Linked DNA regions of Homo sapiens: region 2 is linked to region 1. The links are chromatin loops, found by intact Hi-C in ENCODE. Cell type or tissue: GM12878. All regions are shown on one strand. Links, peaks and the distances in the headings refer to the core of each region. The heading gives the core; the rest is flanking DNA. Region 1 has its middle 21 kb from the start of ARMCX6. Region 2 has its middle 23 kb from the start of ARMCX4.

Region 1 (8,340 bases), core at 159-8,158:
TTGCCAAGGCTGGAGTGCAGTGGCATGGTCTCAGCTCACTGCAAACTCCACTTCCTGGATTCAAGTGATTCTCCTGCCTCAGCCTCCTGAGTAGCTGGGACTACAGGTGCACACCATCATGCCCAGCTAATTTTTGTATTTTTAGTAGAGACAGGGTTTTGCTGTGTTGGCCAGGCTGGTCTTAACTCCTGACCTCAAGTCATCCACCTGCCTCAGCCTCCCAAAGTGCTGGGATCACAGGCATGAGCCACCACACTCAGCCATCTCCTGCAATGTTTTACCATGATTTTTAGCTTCCTTGCATTGGGTTACAACATACAGCTTTAGCTCAGTGAACTTCATTCTTATCCATATTCTGAATTCTACTTCTGTCATTTCAGCCATCTCAGCCTCAACCTGTTTCCTCACCCTTGCTGGATAGGTGATGTGGTCATTTGGAGGAAAGAAGGCATGCTGGCTTTTTGAGTTTTCAGCCTTCTTGCATTGATTCCTTCTTGTCTTTGTGGGCTTATCTGCCTTCAATCTTTGAGATTTCTGACTTTTGGATTTTTTTTCTTTTAACAGTCTGGCCACTTTTCTGTAGGGCTGCTGCAGTATGCTGGGGGCCCACTCCAGTCCCTAGTCACCTCAGATTTTCCAGTACCTGAAGCTATCACCAGTGAAGGTTGTGAAACAGCAAAGGTGGAAGCCTGCTCCTTTATCAGAGAGCTCCATCCCAGGGAGGTACAGACCTGTTGCTGGCCCAAATGCACCTGTAGGAGGTGGCTGGTGACCCCGGATGGGCGGTCTCTTCCATTCAGGAGGAATGGAATTGGGGACCTGCTTAAAAATATAGTCCGGCCATGTTTTTGTTGAGCAGCTGTGCTGGGCTGGGGGCACACTTCAGCCCCTGGTCACCTCTTAAGGCTGAAGGCTGGAATGGCTGAGTCACCTGAACAGCAAAGATGGTGGCCTTCCTTTCGTCTTGGGAGCTCTGTCCCAGGGAGACCTGAAACCTCTGTCAGACAGAGAACACTGGTGGGTGTAGCCGAAGACCCTGGTTGGGTGGCTCTACCTGGTGATATAGAACAAGTTTGGGGACTCACTTAAAAAAGCAGTCTGGCCATGTTTTCGGGGGCTGTTGTGCTGTGCTGGGGCACCACTTCTGCCCCTGGTAGCCTCAGACACACCAAAGCTTGAAGGCTAGAACTGCTAAGATGTCCAACAACAAAGATGGTGGCCCACCCCTCCCTTTGGGAGTTTTGTCCCAGGGAGTTTTCAAATCTTTTTTGGCCAGAGAACACCAGCAGGGGTTGCTGAACGCCCCAGTTGGGAGGTCCCCCCACAGTGAGGAGGAAGGGATTGGGGAAAAGAAACAGTCTGGCCATGTTTTGATAGAGCAGCTGTGCTGTGCTGGGGGATCCCTTCTGCCCCTGGTCAGTTTGGACTCTCCAGAGCCCACAGGCTGGAATGGCTAAGTCACCCAAATGACAAAGATGGAGGCCCGCCCCTCCCCGTGGGTGCTCCATCCCAGGTAGGTGCCACACTGCTACTGGTGGCTGGCTGGAATTCCAAGCCAGTGGGTTTTATCCTGTGAAGTGCCGTGGACATGGGGCCTGCAGACCATCCCTGCTTGGCCCCCTGGTTTCAGCCTCTTTCCTAGGGGTAGTAGGAGTTCTAACCTACTTTGCTGGAGTTGCAGTTACTTTTGCTGGGAAGCCCAGAGCCAGAGTATTTAAAGCTCCCTGGTCTCCACGTGTGTCTGAATGGCTGCTCTGCCAAGACCCTGCATAGCTCTGTGTGTCAGACTGAAGGCCTTGGTGGAGTGGTTTCATGAGGGGATCTTCTGACCCAAGGGTCGCAAAGATCAGTGGGAGAGGCGTGGGTTTCTGGGGTTGTACATTCACTCACTGCTTCCCTAGGAGGTGGAACTTCCCTTGGCTTCGTGTCGCTCCTGGGTGGGCCATCATCCCGCTTTGCTTTTCTTTGTTCTTCGTAAGTCAAGTTGTTTCCTTGATTAGTCCCAATGCAAGTACATGGACATTTCAGTTGAAGGTGCTGTATTTACTCACCCCTTCTGTTCCTCTCCATGAGAGCCATCCACCCTAGCTGCTTCTAATTGGCCATCTTGGCCACTCCACCTCTCATTTTTCTAACTCACCATTGAGATCTTTAAGTAAACTTTTGTTGAAGTATACTGTATATACAGAAAAGTGCACAAGTGATCAGCTCAATACATTTTCACAAAGTGAGCAAGAAATAAACATGAACCACACACTGGAAGTTCCCTCCAAGTCCCCATCTAGTCACTAATGCATCCTAAGTGTAACCACTATTCTGACTTCTAAAAACATAGATAGTTTTGAATTTTAAAAAACTTTAGGTAAGCAGAATCATACAGTATATATTATTTTGTGTCTAATTTTTTGCTAACATCTGTGAGAGTAATCCATACTGTTGCATGTAGAGTATTCATTGCTATTTATGTATGTACTATATTTTATGTATCCATTCTATTAATGACGGATATTTAGATTGTTTCCAGCTTGGGACTATTATGAATAGTGCTGCTATGAACATTTTTATACATGTCGTTTGGTAAATATATGCATGCATTTCTCTTGGGTGTAATGTCATAAATTGTGCACAGTTTTACTCTGAAAACAAAATTAGGGGGTAGAGCCTGGAGTATAGTGAACTCAGCAAGGCAAATTCTATCTCATGGGGGCCTGTTGGGAAAACTAGGTGGTCTTGTCCAAGAGACCGCTCTGTTAATTTCCATGTCCCACTGAACTTAACACTTGACACTTCAGCTAGACTGTGTATTGCCTTAAATACTATTCTCAGAAATAACCAGTGGTGTCATTCTAGCAAGTATCACTCCAGAAAACTCCTTATACGTACAAAAGGCATAAAAAATCTTTTTAAAAAGTCATTATTTCCAAGAAAAGTGAGCAGAGGCAAGAAAAATGTAATTAAACATATTTATCTCTCCATGCCTTGTTTTATGAAATCTGCTTTTTTCATGGGTCTAAGCAAGATGATGGATATTAGTTGCTGAGGGGAGGGGAAGTAAAAAGACGTGCTGTTGCCCAGTATTCTAGGATGAAGATAAAGAAGTATAAATACAAAGAAACAGTTGCTCCAGGAGAAGATAAGAAAGTATCAGAATAAGTTTTGTCTCTGGAAATCAGAGAAAAACAAATTCCAACAAAATGGTAATGCACTTTCTTTTGGATTCCAGGATTGGTGAAGAAAAAAAAATGAGTAACAGGTCTGGTGTGCTGGGGGGAAGAGAGAGAGGCAGGCACACTCTTGCATCACTACTGGTGGCAACCATGGCTCATTAGTGACATATATCTCAGGTGACCAAGATCTGTGGGAAAGTCAAATCTTTTTGATCCAGCCATCAGCTCTCTGCTGTTGACCTCAGAGAGGCACGTTTGTAGATGAGTGAAGAAAGAAGAAACTGCTCTGGTTATGTGCAGGGTGGTGTGAGAATGAGGATTGCCTGGGAAGTCTTAGGGTCAAGATTGGGACAGAGTCATCTTCCCCTACACTCTCGCCCCACCCACCAGCTTATTTTAGTTCTCTAAATGGTGCATAGGATCGGGGGAGAGTTGGTGTTGCGGAACCGAGAGTGAGAGGTGAGAAATGTTTGACAGAGTCCAGAATCAGTAAAAGGAACTGTGGCCTATCACCCAGCACTGTGTTCACCCACCCTACTGATAGATATTGGTTTGTTTGTCTGTCTGTAGGGGGCAGTGCAACCCAAGAAAAAGGAAGAAGAAAATTACAGGTTATCTGGCAGAGACTGAAGAAAGAATGTATTCCTTCAAGGATATGTGGAGCCAGAACCTGTCACAAGAGGGTGGTACACACAAGTGCTAAACTAGAACTTGCCCTTCTACTCCTGTCCTGTTTTCGGAAAACCCTTAATCCCAATCCTTTATGGCTCTGGGAAAGCAGTGTCAAAATCTATAGCACAGAAAGGGGAGTGAGGTGAGGTAGATCAGAAAAGTGGGCATTCATAGGAGAAGGGCGAGGAATAAAGTGGCAGGAGGCCAGGGTGGGGAAGATGGGTGTGCCTGAGACCTAAATGGGAGACTCTGGAAAGTTATATTCCTCACTCTGGAGTGGATGCACCTGAAACTTATGTGTCAATGCATTTACCAATCTCTATCCTCTTTTCTCTGTCTACCTGTAGACAATAATCTAAGTAAGGGAGGAAAGAAATTGCTCCACAGAGTGTGATATGCTGGAGATAAGGGGTGGAAACGAGGCGTCCGAGGCAGACTACAGAGTCCAGAGGCAATTCAGCTTCTCCCTCTCACAGCCTTTGTTTTTTTCTCCTCTTATATTGGTGCTGGAAAAAGATAAATGCTGCACCTGTGGGAAAATAGTGGAAATGAGCTTGAGGGAGGTTAAACCCCAGAGGAGGAACATTTGAAAATTAAGACCTTCAATCCGGAAATAGAGATACTGATACCCTTGTATCCTGTGCATTGACATGTCTCTTTGGGGAGACTCATCTGAAAGCTTTATGTGTTTGCATTGCTGCTAGGTCCATGTTGGATGGCAATTAGATTGATTGTGTCCAGGAAAAGAATGTCTAACAATCTCCTTCCTAGAATGCCACAACTAGAGCACCTTTTAAAGAGTGATGCCCATCTGTGACTTGCATTAGATGTGGGATATACTCAGACTGACGAATTTGTGAAAGAAGATATGGAAGTCTGGTCTACAAGTTGACACAGTGTTCATCCACTTATCAGAAGAAGGCACAACCAAGCAAGAAAAACAAAAAGAGCGTGGGAGCTGCAGACAGTGGGGAAGACAGGCAAGGTCCATGATCTTCAGTCAAGAACTGAGGATAAGCCAAGCCCTGGGGATCAGTCTGACAATAATCATGGGCAGTAAGAACTCTCAGCCTCTCCAAAAGCAAACCATCGAAATAAAAATGAATGACCTATTCCCCCAATGAAAATAAAAAAATTTCTGGGTATGCTCAAAACTTTAAAAATGGCAGTTGTGTTCTAGACCTCTCCAAGTGTCTTTTCATTCAGGGAAAACTGTTGTTTGCCGAGCCCAAGGATGCGGGCTTTCCATTTAGCCAGGATATCAATAGCCATTTGGCCAGCCTCTCAATGGCTAGAAACACGAGCCCCACTCCAGACCCCACTGTTAGAGAGGCTTTGTGTGCCCCGGATAACTTAAATGCGAGTATTGAAAGTCAGGGCCAGATTAAGATGTACATCAATGAAGTGTGTCGGGAGACTGTGTCACGTTGCTGCAACTCATTTCTGCAGCAGGCCGGATTAAATTTGTTAATAAGCATGACAGTTATTAATAACATGCTTGCCAAGTCCGCTTCAGACTTGAAGTTTCCTTTGATATCAGAGGGAAGTGGATGTGCTAAGGTTCAGGTTTTGAAACCGCTGATGGGTTTGTCTGAAAAGCCAGTCTTGGCGGGGGAGTTAGTCGGTGCCCAGATGCTCTTCTCATTCATGTCCCTCTTTATCAGAAATGGAAACAGAGAGATTCTCCTGGAAACCCCTGCCCCATAAACGGCCCTCTCGAACACAATGGGACGGAATCCACCCACAACGCGCTTGGTTTGCAGATGTCAAAGAATCTGCAGAGGGTGCTACTGAAGATCCAGCCTTAGCCAATCACCACCTCATTGGGTGAAAGTTCCAGGGCTCAATCCAGGACCACACTCTTATTGGCCAGGCAGGGGCTCCCACAGAGCTTTGAGTAACTTCTTGGTTGTGCAGTCTGCAGGCAATGTTGGCATTGTAAATTCCTCCCTTGCAGCCTCCTTCATGTGGTGAGGGGATCACTTCAGCTGCCTGCTGTGGACAAAGAACATCAAATTACAGCATCACGAGTGCTATTGTTGCCTGTGGTGGTCTCCCTGTCCAAGCGGGACCGCTTTGCAGAGACCAGAGGCATATCGCGGCTTGAGCTGAAAATGCATTTGTTGCAGCTTAGGTTGAATTATTTTTCGTTTGCTCTTTCTTCTACACGCGCCTGATGGATAGTGAACCTATTCATCAAAAAAGTGCACTGCTCTTCTGTCTATTGTACCGACTTAACCTCTTCCACCCAAGTCCGCATCTGTGTGTATCATCAATAAAGTTGTGTGCTTTGATTGGCAGAAAAGAGTCATGGTCCTTGTCCTTGAGTTTACAGTCTGCACGGAGAGAAGGACAAAAAAAAAAGCACGGTAAACGCCAGCTGACTGGAACGTCTGCTCCGTGACAAATGCAGGCTTATCGGTGCTCACAGGAGGCAGGGATAGAGAGGGGCTGCAGTGCTCAGAATAAACTTCAAGAAGGGGCTGGAGGCGGGGGTGGGGGAAGGGGAGGGGCACAGCGGGGGAGTTCGTGGAATTAGGATGGAATGTTGAGAGGACTGAAAGAGACAACACCCGTGGAGCAGGCAGCACCGTGCCCCGGCACAGAGAAATCCCTTCTTAATGTCTTTTCCTTGACTGCCAGCCTGGAGAGAAAGGTCAGTAACCCTGGCCTTTTCGATTGTCGGCGCATCCCGACGTGGGGATGGGGACCGGGGTGGAACGGGTGGGGGCGCTCTACCACGCATCGGGGCGCATTTATTGCACAATGATGGCGATAAAGGTTGCCGCTTGCCCAGCACCTACCCTGTGTAGTTCTATCCCTCCTGCGAAGCCAGGGGGAAATCTGCTTCCAGCCCTCCTTCTCTCTTCCTTGGGATCCCCAGCGCTACTTCCTGGCAGAGTGAGAGGGTTGGCCGCTGCTCCCTTTGGAGCAACCTCCTTTCTTCCATATCCCCACTACCTGTGGTGGGACCCAGGAAGGGGACAGTGGAGCCCTCCATCAACTACCTGCGGGGGTGATAGGGCAGATGCTGAGGGCACTTGGCACGACCGTGGCCACTCCATCCATCCGGAGACACCTCCACACTCTCCATCTGAGGTGCCTGCACCTTGCCAGGAAAGGAAGAGCCCGTGGGCGCAGAAGCACTCCATGGGTCAGGGCAGCTCGTTCTGCCCCGCCCCCACCTCCAACATTACCAGATCCCGCCCAGCAGGTTTAGCCCCTGAATCAGCAAAGCCAGGTTCCCTGCATGTTTGTGATGTGTCAAGAAGTGGTCCCCTTCCCTAAAGCCATGGCAAACCCAGTAAACACATCTGCTTCCCCTTGGGCAAGGCTGCTGCCGTGCCCGGTGCCCTCTCGGTCTCCCAGGGCTGCTGCTGTGGGTCACTGTGTCCTGGGCAGCCGCGATCTCTGTGGTGCTGGGCATTCTGCTTGTTCTGTTCCACACAGAACAAAGCTTTCTTTTCTTGTCTTATTCTCCCTTCCCCCCGCAGCTTGCCTTCCAGGTGGGTTACAACTTTCCTGCTTGTACCATCTGCCCCACAGTCCATGCTGGCCAGACGGCCTGAGTGCCTGCCGGGTCCCCTGACCAACTCTGGGAAACCCTCCCACCTGGAATGGGGACCAGACCTCTTCCCAGGCCCTGGTGCCTGGGATGGCCAACAAGTGACTTGCAGTTGTTGTGACACCACATCCCCTGTCAAGGCTCACACTGCTGGGGCTTCCTTGGCTGGCTCTGGGAGCCCTGTCCCGGTTCCTAAGGGTTCCTAAGAGCTGTCAGAAGGACCACCCTTTCTCCCAAGCCAGCCGCAGTTTGGCTGGGCAATCTGATTTCAAAGGGGATTTCCCTGCAGACAGCTCCGCATGCACTTTTCCCAGTGGAGCCTGCTTCGCCAATGCTGTCTTTAGTGACACCTCATTGCTCAGTCTCTTTGAGCACAAAGGCATCCTCCTAGCCTGTGGTCCCGAATTAGCATGCACCTCCCTACTTCCCTGCACGCTACCAAGTTTCCCTTTACGTGCGCTTGTCCACCATCGCTGAGGCACTTGACACCGTGAGGCCGCAGCTGAGTCCTAACTCAGGGAGCGCCCCAGAGGCTTTCTGCCCATCTCCTGAGCAAACTCTGTCACAGAAAAGCCCATCAGCGTCCAAGTGTCTCCACGGCGTTGTCTTGGCCCAAGTCAAAACCCTCCTGTCCATTTGCTGGCACTGCCCTCCCGAAAGCACTCACGCACAGCCCTTCTGTCCTGCCCCTCATCCCCTGACTGGTTGCAGTGCCTGGGTACGAGCCCAGTTCCCGTGGATTCTGCCTCCCTGGGATGCGCGGGGGGAGTCGGGAGCATGCCTGCCTCCCAGGGCCTGATCAAGACACTGAGAGGTTCTCAGCACTGGCAAGAGCGCCGGTGCCCCCATTCCATATGTAACGCAAACATAAAAACAGCCCTGAGCCATCAATCACAATGCATACCTGCCTGCTGCAACCAAAAGACAGCCTTTCTG
Region 2 (8,340 bases), core at 40-8,039, 130 kb before region 1:
TTGAGACGGAGTGCAATGGCATGATCTCGACTCACTGCAACCTCTGCCTCCCGGGTTCAAGCAATTCTCGTGTCTCAGCCTCCCGAGTAGCTGTGATTACAGGTGCCCGCCCCCACGCTCGGCTAATTTTTGTGTTTTTAGTAGAGATGGGATTTTATCATGTTGGCCAGGCTGGTCTCGAACTCCTGAACTCAGGTGATCTGCCTGCCTTGGCCTCCCAAAGTGCTGGGATTACAGGCGTAAGCCACTGTGCCCGGCTCAATATCCTACTAATTTCTAGCTTTACTAGGCAGCTAGTGCATGATTTCCTCTTCTAAACAAAGCATTGATACTTATCTAAATAAAATAAAATAAAATTAAATTAAAATTAAAATGGAATGGGGTAGAATCTCTTCCTTCTTAAAAATGTGTTCCTGGAGCTACTAAAAAACTTGGATTTTCAAAGTCCTTGATAAAAACCATTCCCCTATATTGTAGAAGGGAAGTATTGGGACCCCTGATAATACTGGGTATAAGTATGCTATTCAGACTTGGCTTCTTTCCATCCTGCTGCATCAGAGGCTAGATTCACCTTTTATGTTTTCCCTTTCTTGCCGTCTTTAGTGTCTTGTTTAGCCACTCCAGTGAGTTTCCCTTTTGCCCTTCCTTTCCCTTATGTTTGTACTTTTTACTGAAGGTTTATCCTTTTACTTTGCCTTTTGTTTATGATTTAATTTTAACTTCTGCAGGAGCGGGTTTGAACGACTACCTTCAGATCTTCTCTTGGGCTCTTTATTTAGCACCTCTTTAGCTGAATTGACTTTCTTCTTATAAATCTTGGCAATGGCTGCAGTGGGGAGGGCAGGTGCCTGGGTGCCTGGGTGCCTGTGGGCCTTCATGAAGCTGGCCTACCTGTATATTTCATTTCTTGCTTATATTTCCAGATGCTATCTATAATAGCTATGTAGCTATAATAGCTATAATAGCTCTATGCAGTTTATATCAAAGTCTTCTCTTTATGTGAGAAAGAAAGCAGGGTAGGCCAGGACTAACATTTGGTGAAGTCCTTTTATGTGTCAGACATTCTTTGTTGATTTTCTCATTATGTTCTCTCTTAGAGTCACGTAAAAGGTAAAATAAGGAGGGCAAGAAAACACAATTTTTTAAAAAAGGAAATGGCATAGGGATTTTCTATTTTTTTCTCAGCCCCAGAAGGTAATTACTCTTACAATGCAGAAGTATCACCAGATACTATCTGCACAGGTTTTCCCATTTTTTCCTCACACCACTGTGGTAAAGCAGGGGGATCTGTCACCTCCACTGAGGAGACTGAGGCTCACAAGAGGTGATAACATATAAAACTCTATCAGTCATTTATGGAGTGGAGCAGAGGCTCTCAAAGTTCAGCATGCATCATCTGTAGGTGTATAAACACTAATTGCTGGGCCCTGCCCCTAGAGTTTCTGATTCAGACCATCTGGTTGAGACCCAAAGATATGCATTTCTAAGAAGTTCCCAGGTAATGCTGATGCTACTGCTCTAGGGACCACAGTCTGAGAACCACTGGTCTGGCTAATAGACAAACAAACAAATAAACAAAACAGCATTTATTCTTTACAAGGTACATAGAGAATTGCACTGAGCTGAGAGGATTGGTGGAAGTACATGGCCTGGAGTCAAAGCAAAGGGGTCAGAGTTTGCAGTGTACCTAGGCCCATGACCTGGGCCATTCACTCAGGCAGGGGGTGACACTATATCATTCTCCTAAAATGTAAGGGAACCAGTCACTGGTCCTTAGAACAGCTCATGTGGGCATTGGTGATTTCATCACATCTCTTACCCTGGGGAGCCTGGTGGGTGAGGGATTAAGCTCCAGGCTCCTGGGATCTCCCTTGATCTTAGCTATTCAAATTACTTATTATTAAATCCGTAATTCAGATCAGGGTATAGGAAGTTAGGAGATGTTAAGTAAATCAGGGAAACTGTCTTATAAATGCTTACTTAGTAGTGAAACCTGGAATTACTGTAAAGCTTTCCCCATGGTGTCTGGAATCCACCAGGGCTCTAAGTACTCCAATCTGTCTGGGTAACTGATGCTGGGCGGGGTATGGCTTAGTTTTTTAAAATAGTGAAATATATTACTTTTAAATTATATTATTACTGAAAAATTTAAAACACAGTATATGGCAAAAAATCAGTAAAGCTTGTCTAAAATGATGACAGCAAATATTTGCAAACTATTAATATATGTAGCTAATTCTTATGATATAGGAAACCTTCCCAGTAGCCAATATAAAGAGATGGACAAATGAGGTAAGCAGCCTCTAAGACGGTGATCTCAATGAGCCATGCCTCCTAGTGTTCATGCACTTGCATAATCCCTATCCTTGAGTGTGGGCTGGTAGTTAGGAGAGGCTTAAATAATGAAAACTGAAATTACTCTAAAGCTTTTCTGTTTGAAGCCTCCAGGGCTCTGAATGCTCTGATTTCCCTGGGTGCTGGCACTTGATGCTCTCCATGGTATTGCTCAATTTCTGTTATAATGAACTGTTTTATTTATTTATTTGTACAATATAACATAATATTTACCATTTTAATCATTTTAAAGTGTACAGCTCAGTGGCATTAAGTACTCTCACATTGTTGTGCAACCATCACCACTGTCCATCTCCAGAACTCTTCATTTTGAATAAAACTCTATACCCATTAAATGATAACTTCCTATTCTCTTTTTCCTTAGACTCTGGCAACCACCATCCTTTTCTCTGTATAAATTTGACTACTCTGGGTAGTTCATACAAGTGGAATCATACCACTTTTGTCCTTTTGTGTCTGGCTTCTTTCACTTAGCATAATGTTTTCAGAGTCAGCATGTAACAGACTTTCCTTCCTTTTTAAGGCTGAATAATATTCCATTGTATGGATATACTGTCTTTTGTTTATCCATTCATCCATTCGTGGACATTTGGTGGTTTCTACCTTTTGGCTATTGTGAGTAATGCTGCTGTGAGCATGGGTGTGCAAATATATGTTCAAGTCTCTGTTTCATTTCTTTTGGCTATATACCCAGAAGTGGAATTTCTGGATCATATGGTAATTCTATGCCTAATATTTTGAGGAACTGCCATACTATTTTCCACAGTGGCTGCACCATTTTATATTCCTACAAGCAATACACAAGGGTTCCAATTTCTCCACATCCTCACCAACACTTAACTATTTTCTCCCTCTCTTTTTTTTTAAATAATAGCCATCCTAATGGGTGTGATTTATTATTTATTTTTAAAACTAAACTTTATTTTGTAATAATTTTAAATTTACAAAGCTGTATAATTTTAATTAACATTATTGAAAAATTTAAAACACTGTGTATTGCAGAAAAAAAGGTAAAAGTTATGTGAAAAGTAGAGAGAATATTTGCAAACTAATGGGGCTTATATTTGTGATATGTTAGGCAGACTTACTGACCAACAGTGGGTCAATGATGTCAAAAGAAAATTCACTGAAAGAGCAATATTTATGTCAGTAAACATTGCTAATGAAATATCAATGAAAGTCAGAGATATATTAAGTGAAATAGGAAAATTGCAGAAGAATATGTTATGACTACAGTTTTGAAGAATATGTGTATTTTGTATATTTTATGTAAATATTTTTCTTTATATGTAGCTATACAGTAGTAAATTACGTGTACATAAACACATCTGGAGAACATGCACCTATTTTCAGTGAAAATCTTTGGGTCAGGGAGTGAGAGTCAGGCAGATGAAAGGATAAATTTAATTTACACATACACCTTTTTGGCTTGTTTGAAATTTTGTAATCAGGAACATTTATTAAGATAAAAATTTGTAGGCCGGCGCAGTGGCTCACGCCTGTAATTCCAGTACTTTGGGAGGCTGAAGCAGGCAGATCACAAGGTCAGGAGATCGAGACCATCCTGGCCAACATGGTGAAACTCTGTCTCAACTAAAAATACAAAAATTAGCTGGGCGTGGTGATGCGTGCCTGTAATCCCAGCTACTCCGGAGGCTGAGGCAGGAGAATCATTTGAACCAGGGAGTTGGAGGTTGCAGTGAGCCGAGATTGCACCACTGCACTCCAGCCTGGCGACAGAGTGAGACTCTGTCTCAAAAAAAAAAAAAAAAAGATAAAAATTTGTAAAGAGCAAAAATATATAACCCCCCCAAAAATTAGATACACATATATTATGTTTTGGAAATATGTGTACAGTATACTGGTTTCTTGGGAAAAGAGCAGATTAAAGCAACTGATTTGGTGATGTATCTACTTATGTGTGTGTTGCTATGTCTCAAACTTCTTCACCCCAAATAATCACACACTCACACATGCAGCTTTCCCTTCAGCTCAGGCTGGAAGTGGATGTCTAGTTTTAGGGCTTAGAGACCACAGAAAGTCCTATATTCAGAGGATTGCTGCCAGTGGGTGGTCATTCCAGAAAGATCTGGCCGGTGCCAATAAGTCCAAGCCTTTCCCTCCTTTCCTCCTTCCCTTGCAAAGCCCTCTGTCCTGACTTTCATAATTGCAACTCTGATTCTAATCACCAGGTGGCTCCATTCTGTCTCTCTTTCTCCATCAAGGTTGGCTGATGTCCACACTGCAGAGCACTCTCTGGAGAGAGGAGGTGGTTCAAGTCCTCAAATACCATACACCTATAATGACTTCCCGAATCAGGCCACTTTACATACAGCTGCTCAGAACGGTTTCCCTGAAGTTAGCTCTAATATTGTCACACAAACACCCTCAGAGGCAATCCACTACCCACCCAAGAGAACTATGCACTCTTTCCCAGCTGGCATGCAAGGCTCCTCATCCCATGGATCCAGACTACATTTCCAGCACTCTCTTGCAAGTGCTCTTGGCAAACTGTACCACTGCTCCTCTTTCAAGGGACTCTTGTCTTTTTTGTGTGCCTCTCCATTAGGTTAGGGGTCAATTTGCATAGACTTTGGCCCCTGCCCACACATGATAACATTAAATATTTAGATCAATCCTTTGAGGAGGGATTGTTATCCTCATTTTAAAGAAGTGGAAACTGAACCTCAGGGAAAGTGAGAACCAGTCTTGTCTTCGGGAAAGACACTGGGGTTATAGAAGTAAGAGACCCAGTGGTAGCTTGGTAGTGATAATGAACAGTATTATTTTGCTCTATAACAAAGAGGAATGGATAAAGTGCTTGCTACAATTAAGTGCCTACTATGTGTAGTATTAATTTTATTATTTATTTATTTATTTATTGAGAGGCGGTCTCACTGTGTCACCTAGGCTGAAGTGCAGAGTGGCGTGATCTTGCTTCACTGCAACCTCCGTCTCCCAGGCTCAAGTGATGGATCCTCCCACCTCAGCCACCCAAGTAGCTGGGAACACAGGTGTGCACCACCATGCCCGGCTAATTTTTTTTGGTATTTTTGGTAGAGATAAGGTTTCGCCATGTTGCCCCGGCTGGTCTCCAACTCCTGAGCTCGAGTGATCCACCTGCCTCGGCCTTCCAAAGTGCTGGGATTATAGGCGTGAGCCACCGCGCCCAGCCTATTTTTTCTAAGATTTAAATAATATGTGTTCAGGCTGGGTGCGGTGGCTCATGCCTGTAATCCCAGCAGTTTGAGAGGCAGAGGCGGGTGGATCACCTGAGGTCAGGAGTTCGAGACCAGCTTTGCCAACATGGTGAAGCCCCGTCTCGATGAAAAATACAAAAAAAATTAGCCAGGCGTGGTGGCGGGTGCCTGTAATCCCAGCTACTTGGGAGCCTGGGGCAGGAGAATCACTTGAACCTGGGAGGTGGAAGTTGCAGTGAGCTGAGATAGCGCCATTGCATTCCAGCTTGGGCAAAAAGAGTGAAACTCCGTCTCAAATAAGTAAATAAATAAATAAAATGTGTTCATTGTAGAACATTTAGAAAATATATTAAAACAGAGAGAGAATGGGAATGAACACCCACAATACCACAACTAGAACAGCCCATCCCTTTCTAGGATTTGCTAACATCAAGTGGTAGGTTCAAGAATGTCAAGTTATACCTATAAAATAAGTGAAGATAGGTCAAGAGAGGGTGAAAACGTTTCCAGGTTCCATCTTACTCTGACTCCAATATGCACAACTCCAATTTTACTGCATTGCTTCCCCTTTTAGATGATGGATTTCTAGATTTCTAGAGCTCAGGATATGGCTGTGTTACATTTGTTTGGAATGGTGCACATATATTATGAAATGATGCGTATATATGGGTACCAGTTTATGTATCTCTCTTGATGGAGATAAAATCCCTTTCTTTGTGCTAAAGGGCCAAGGTGTATGACCAACATCACTTGGTCTCCAAGGCAGTAATATATATAGAAAATCTCACAGGCTTTGGAATCACAGATGGAGTGCGGAATGCAGGCAAGGGATCTAATACTTATTTAGGAGTGTGCTATAGTCAGACAATGTAAAATTTATACTAGGCTTGAGTAATGTCTAGGATGTATTTTTTATTCTCTAAGGTAACCACTACATGAATAGTAATAGAATCTATAATTAACAAGATAATGGGGAAAATGGAATTATAAAAAACCATTATGCATTTCAAAAGAGGGCAAGAGAAAAGAGAAAAAGCAATATAAAACAGGAAGAACAAATACAAAGCAAAAAGTAAGATGGTAGATTTAAGCCCCAAAATACCAAATATACCATCTATATAATATATATTATAGGTAAGCAGCCTAAACATTCCAGTTAAAACACAAAATCAGAATGTATTAAAAAATAACTACATGTTGTCTATAAGAGATCCACTTTTAATATGAAGCCACAGAAGGCTAAAAGTAAAAAGATGGAAAAAGATATGCCATGCAAATATTAACAAAAAAGCTGATGTAGTTGTATTAATATCAGATAAAGTAGACTTTAAAGCAAGAAGTGGTAGTAAAGACAAAAAGGGACATTTCGTAATGATAAAAGAGTCAATTCAGCAGGAAGATCAAATAATTCTAAATTTGCATGCATCTAATAATACAGCTTTTAATAATATAACAACATTATGTTTGTGAGATTCATCCATTTGGTTACATGCGGCAGTAGTTTGTTCATTATTATTGCCGCATGGTGTTTCATTGTATAAACTTTTCTCAGTATTGGTAAAATAAGACAAAAATAAGTAAGACTAACAAATATTTGAATTGCACAAGTAATCTTAACATAACTGACAAATGTAGAACCCTGCACTCTAAAACTGCAGAATACAGTTTATTTTTAGGTACAAGGAGCATCTACAAAATTTCACTACATGAAAGGCATAAATTTAGTCTCAACAAACAGCAAAGGGTGAAATAACACAGTGTATATCCTTTAGCTATTGCAAAATTAAGCTACAACTTTAAAATTATTAAAATTATAAAATGTCTAGAAGAAAATATAATAGAAAATATTTGTGATCTTGTGTTTGGCAAACTTTTTTTGGTAGGACACAAATAGGACAAACCATAAACGGTGAATAAATAAACTGGATGTACCCAAATAAAGACTACTGCCCTTTCTAAGATGCTGTTAAGGAAATGAAAGCTGAACTATAGACAGGGATGAAATATTTGTAACTTAACAAAGCTAATAAAGGACTTTATCCAGAATATATAAAGAACTCTCACAATTCGATATTAAGAAAACAACAACTGAATTTTAAAAATACAGGTAAAAGATTAGAATATCTGCATCTGTTAGAGTGGCTTTAAAAATGACAAAACCAAGTGCATGTCAGAATTGGAGCAACTGGAACTCTCATATGATTCTAGTGGGAATGTAAAATGGTACAGCCACTTTGGAAAAGAGTTTTGTATAGAGTTAAACATACACTTCCCATGTGACTCAACAATCCCACTCCTCAGTATTTACCCAAGAGAAATAAAAACATAGGTCCACACAAAGACTTGCATGCAAATATTTATAGCAGCTTTCTTGGTAATTGGCCTAACCTAGAAACAACCCAAGTGTCCATCATCTGGTGAATAAATAAATTGTACTATACAATGGCATACTACTTAGCAATAAGAAGGACCAAGCAATTAATACAAGCAACAACATGAATGAAGCTCAAAAGCACTATGTTAAATGAATCTCAGACATAAAAAGTCTTGTTTCATTTATATGACATTCCGAGAAAAGCAAAAGTTATAGGACAGAAATCAGATCAGTGGTTTTTTGGGGGTGCTGAGGCTGAAGAGAGAGGGTTGACTATATGGTACAAGGGCACTTGGTGGGGTGATGAAAATATTCTGTATCTTGATCGTGGTGGTAGTTACATGACTACATACACTTGCCAGAACTCATAGAACTTTACACCCTAGAAGAACAAACTTTACTGTGTGTAAA

Evidence for each region. A loop is a pair of places that touch in the nucleus more often than their neighbours do. Peaks named below come from ENCODE experiments on the same cell type or tissue, not always from the same donor. Only the 100,000 strongest peaks of a DNase experiment are listed, where the experiment ranks them.
Region 2: it touches region 1 in a loop (4-fold over the local background); 2 of 110 quality-filtered maps call a loop at or near these places.

What each region holds. Positions count from the first base shown.
Region 1 is chrX:101,592,526-101,600,865 of GRCh38, forward strand. It overlaps the pseudogene ARMCX7P. Among named protein-coding and RNA genes, the nearest start is that of ARMCX6, 21 kb to the right of the region's middle. In GM12878, for the core only: a CTCF peak has its summit at 3,750 (motif pointing right); a DNase peak (open chromatin) is centred at 3,676.
Region 2 is chrX:101,458,528-101,466,867 of GRCh38, forward strand. It overlaps a transcript of ARMCX4 not described here. Among named protein-coding and RNA genes, the nearest start is that of ARMCX4, 23 kb to the right of the region's middle. In GM12878, for the core only: a CTCF peak has its summit at 4,551 (motif pointing right); no DNase peak of the experiment used is centred there.